2 separate regions of the Mus musculus genome follow, and region 2 is linked to region 1. A link is a loop called in an ENCODE intact Hi-C map of the cell type or tissue named here. Cell type or tissue: heart. All regions are shown on one strand.

Region 1 (2,500 bases):
ACAACTAATTGCCACTCCTAAAGCCTGCATCTCAAGATTCCTGCAGTCAAGCCAAGTTGGATCCCTGCCATGACACACTGAGCCTGTGTTGTGTCAGCTGACTGGCTCCCTGAGTACCAGATGTGTGACTTCCCTTCACTGTGAACCTGCATCAATGATATATAATGATGGAACCAAGTCCTCCATGGCCTCCTGTGCGCTCACTCTCTCTCCCTCAGTCACGCACTCCCTTTGGTCTCTGCCATCTACAGACCACACTGGTACAATGGTTGCAACCCATGCCTGCTGTTTGGCCTGGCTGGGCACAGGGGCATTCCTCAGCCATCATGCAAGGCCAGGAATGGCTAGGCCCAGGGGACTCTATACAGGTTTATGTAGGGCCAGCTGCAGAGGGACAATGAGAGACAGATCCTCCACCTTTCTGCTGTGGGACTCCCCTTGACTCATGCAAGAGCTTCCAGAACTCTCTCCCCATGGCACTGGCCCTGCACCTGTTCCAACGGGGGCTTTCTTGGCCCTTGAGAGTACAGGTTTGGTTAAATACTGCTTTCAGCTTCCTGAAGGCTTCCATTGCCTTTAGACAAAGTCCCACAGTTTAGTGCTAAATCTGAGTGCTGAACCCAGGGATGCCCAGTGGCACCTCCAGCAGTAACGGCCTCACATGAGGCTTACTAAGGAACGGGTCTGGAGCACACTTCCTGACTGTGAGGAATGAGAGAGGGACGAGCAACAGTGGATAAAAATGACACGTTCTCCATTCCACTGCTCGAGTGATAGGTTAGTCCTGCCAGAACCTTCTGCTGAGACCTTCAGAGACTGTCCTCAGAGTTTCCAGTTATGGAGACTCTGAGGCCAGTTATGAGGAAGCTCTGTGTGAGTCCACACCGAGGATCAATTCTCCATTCACCCACAGGGCATCTGAGTGGAAGCCCTCACTACCCAGGAGCAAGAGCTTCCGGTCTGCAAACTGATCCCTATCCCTCTGTCCTCCCAAGGAGCCGGCAGTGCTCAGTGAGTTCTTGAGTGTCTGACACTCTGCTGAAGGCTCCTCACTGTGTCCCTGTCCATCGGCCCATGTTCCTGGGTGGCCTGCAATAGACTCTCAGTGTCCTGAAGAAGTCCAGAGCCATGGTCACCTTTTAGCCTCCTCTCATCTGAATAACATGTTTCACTTCTTGGCCAATTATCACCTGTTTCTTACACTACATTCTTTCTGAGATGTCCCCTGGGCACCGGGTGCATCAGATATCAAGTGCTGAAGTTTCCCTTTGTGCCTGGACCACTGGACTCCCTTCATGATAACTGTGCATTGAAGATCTTTGGGTGGAAAGTGAGAGGATGGTGGATGGTTTGAACAAGAAGAACATCCATTGAAGGGAACTGGTACGTTTAGAGGATGGAAAAGAACAACATCTACTCTGGTCCCAGATGTGAGGACCCAGATCCAACACCAGGACACTCTACCAGGGCTCTGCCATCAGGTGAATTAGGTCCAAATACCTTGACTCCATGATGTGGACTGGACAGATACAAAAACCAGAGTAGCAAAATGCCTCTGACCTCCTCACCCAAATTCCACTAGGTGGCGATGGTGCTCACCCTCTGATTCCTAAGCCATTACAAGGTTGCATAGGCTTCAGAATCCCCACCTCCGAAGTGGCAGCCACCCGGGGTGGCATTTCTTGCCATATCACTGGTCAACCAAGCTGTCCTTTAGCAGACCTTCAGGGTGTCCAATTAGGATGGGCTCCACTTGTGTACCTGGAGGCTGAGACCCTTATTTCTCTCCTTAAGGTAAAGACGCAGCAGGGTCCTGATGCCCTACCCTGTGTCTATTCAGTACTGCACTAATGTACCAGTTCATGCTATGCTTTTCTCTGAGTCCCCTGTAAGGATGCCTCTCAGATGTTGTGGACATTTTAATGGTTCTGCATCTTGTTGTGGATTTGCTCACTGTCTAACTAAACCCATGTTCATGAAGAAAAGAGACAGAGCAAGGGATTTTGGAGAGGCAGAAAAACAGGAATAACATTAATGCTAAATTTCATAAATACTACTGTTTCTTTAAATATCAGTGGTGTGTGTGTGTGTGTGTGTGTGTGTGTGTGTGTGTGTGTAAGAGAGAGAGAGTGTGTGCTCCAGTTGCTTACAGTACCCTCAGAGATCATAGCAGGGCGTCAAATCCCCTGGAGCTGAAGTTACAGGAGGTTACAACCCACTTGATATGGGTGCTGGGAACGGAACTACCTACCCACCATCAAACTAAGTACGGTCACAAGTCTAAGGTCCAATGCTGAGTCATACTTTGAGTCTTGGCAAGTCCAGGAATCCTGAGGTCTAAGCCATTGCCTCTCCCAAATGTTTTTTTTTTTAAAGATTTATTTATTTATTATATGTAAGTACACTGTAGCTGTCTTCAGACACTCCAGAAGAGGGCGTCAGATCTTGTTACAGATGGTTGTGAGCCACCATGTGGTTGCTGGGATTTGAACTTCAGACC
Region 2 (2,500 bases), 320 kb before region 1:
TTTTCCCTCTTTCTTCATGCAAAACCCCCAGCAGAGGTATTGGGAGGGCACAATGAGCCTGCTCCCTCTGCACCCCAGGACTGTCGCCCTCACCATAACTGACTTATTCAGGGTTTCTATTCCTGTGCACACATCATGACCAGGAGGCGAGTTGGGGAGCTAAGAGGTGCTGCTTACTGACTTGCTTCCCCTGGCTTGCTCAGCCTCCTTTCTTATAGAACCCAGGACCACCACGCCACAGTGGGCTGGGCCCTCTTCCATTCAACACTGATTGAGAAAATGCCTTAGAGCTGGATCTCATGGAGGCATTTCCTGAAGGGAGAGGCTCCTCTCTCTGTGATAACTGCAGCTTGTTGGCACACAAAACCAGCCGGTGCAGTAACCAACCTAACTCACCTTCCGTACGGACATCAGCATCCAGAGCTGAGGGAAAAGGCAGACCGTGTCCGAGCCCTCACCCTGTGGTGTTGTGGGATCAGAGCCAAGACGACTCATGCACTGGGAGATACCACCTCGCTTTGCAGGGAAATGAACTGTTTGCAGCTTAGAGCCAACAGAGAGTAAAGATTGAGCACAGAGAAGAGGGAAAAACTCAGCACTGGTTTACATCCACCGCAGACATCCGGCTTCTCAGACACTGTGATCAGAACTGTGATCAGACACTGTGGTGCTGGGGTTTGCATCCACCACAGACATCCGGCACATCAGACACTGTGGTGCCTACACCCTCACGTGTGACTTGCAGCCTATCTAGTTCTGACCTGTTTTTTTTTTTTTTTTTTTTTTTTTTTGCTCAAGAAGAACATTCAGAGGAAATTGAATTGATATCAGAGTATGTTGAATACTACAGTAAGATACAGTAAGGCTGGATATTGTTTTTGTATTATAGTCACAGTGCAAGGCTCTATGTAGATTACAGAGCCCCAAATCGCTCTCTTTGGACCAGATTCCAAGAGAAGTCTTTCTTCCTCAATGGAAGCTTTACGGTCTTTAGATTCTCACAAATAACGCAGGGCAGTCATTGATCTGTGCTGACTTTGGGAGCTGTGACTAAGCCACGTAGCCTGCTGTCTTCCACATCCTCAGGGTCTTCTGGTCACACCAAAGAGGACAAGGTAAAGGGGAAGTTGCCCCTCTTATGCCCCAGATTGGGCTATGAGGTGGATCCCTACAGACCCAGAATCAGGGCACTGGCTTTGGTCCTTGGTGGCCTCATCCTTGTCTTTTGTGGCGGCCACCAGGTCTATTCTGAGAGCAGCGCACAGGTAAGGTGCAGAGCTGTGGCTGCCTCAAGAGGCCGTGAAAGCTTCTGAATCCTTGGTCCAGGCACAGAGTCTTTGAGAGGTTTTCCTTAACGCTCGCCAGGTGCTCAGACTGTATGGAAGAAGAGTCACAGTGTGGGGTAAAGTGGCGACTCCTGTAGCAAAGGCAGGCAGGTGGCCATGAATCTGGTTGTTCCAAGGCTCCCTCCAGGGTGGCTGCCAAGACTCTAAAAGATTTAATTCACAGGACCCAGTCTTTTCCTGAGCCCTGCAGCTGCTCCCTAATGAGATCAATCACCCAGCTCCATTCTGTCTCCCTCATCCCAGCCAGGGCGGTGCCCCCTGTGCCCTGTGGTGTCCAAGGTGACCGTGAGAAACCGAGGACGCAGCTATGAAAAAGAATCAAGTCAACACATGAAAGGCAGAGATGGGAAGAAGGTTCTGGCGGCTCCCTGGGGATGGGAACTGTGTGTGAGGAATGACAGCTAAGTATCAACTGAGCTCCTAGGCTGCACTCCTAGGCTGCACTCCTAGGCTGCGTGCAGATGAGGTCTCTGAGAAGAGGGTGCAAGCATGAAGTCTGCTTGCTTGCTCTGTTTCGCTCTGTGAGGACATCTTGTTGTGCACAAAGAAGATCTTACCCAAAGGTAAAGTTAGCGCCTGAGCCATGCTCTGAGGCCTCCCAGTCTCCTGTGATGAGTTCTGTGAATATTTCCCTTTGCAAACTGCATCCCTGCAGGTCATGTGTTATAGCCCCAAGATCCTATGGAACCACCCTGCAACGGAGACCAAGAGTGAAGTCCCTCCCTTACTTTTCTGAAAACAGTACACCATGGTGGGGTCCTCTCTTGGCTTTCTTTCTCTTTAGACAGAAGGATAGAGAAATTCCGTGGACATGGCTAGCCCACATTTTGTGCAGCACACATCTAGACTCCCCCAGACCTTCCTCTCATAGCCCTGATCTTTCACCAATCTGCCTCTTGCCTTGGTCTCCATGGTGAGCCTTCCCCAGCACTGAGAGCATCCACCTCAGGTTCACCTTCTCATAGGAGCCCCTCTGCATCTTTGGGCTGGCGGACACCAACAGCACAGAAACACTTTGCTTCCATGCCTTTGAAGAGAGCTATGATGCACCCTGCCAAAGGTTGGCTTCTCTATTAAGCCATTGCAGTCAGGCTGTTTCCAGGAAGATGACATCTTGTTAACTTAGTGGCCTCATCTCAAGAGGATAATGGCTC

Evidence for each region. Hi-C counts contacts between places; a loop is a spot of excess contacts. Peaks named below come from ENCODE experiments on the same cell type or tissue, not always from the same donor. Only the 100,000 strongest peaks of a DNase experiment are listed, where the experiment ranks them.
Region 2: a loop joins it to region 1, with 12 times the contacts of the local background. A loop is called at or near these places in 12 of 42 quality-filtered maps.

The regions. Positions count from the first base shown.
Region 1 is chr15:77,725,737-77,728,236 of GRCm38, forward strand. No RefSeq gene overlaps it. Among named protein-coding and RNA genes, the nearest start is that of Apol9b, 2.1 kb to the right of the region's middle. In heart, a CTCF peak has its summit at 1,557 (motif pointing right); no DNase peak of the experiment used is centred here.
Region 2 is chr15:77,405,991-77,408,490 of GRCm38, forward strand. The region is part of intron 1 of Apol9a (apolipoprotein L 9a); the gene reads right to left. Among named protein-coding and RNA genes, the nearest start is that of Apol9a, 3.8 kb to the right of the region's middle. In heart, no CTCF peak of the experiment used is centred here; no DNase peak of the experiment used is centred here; H3K27me3 peaks cover 211 bases.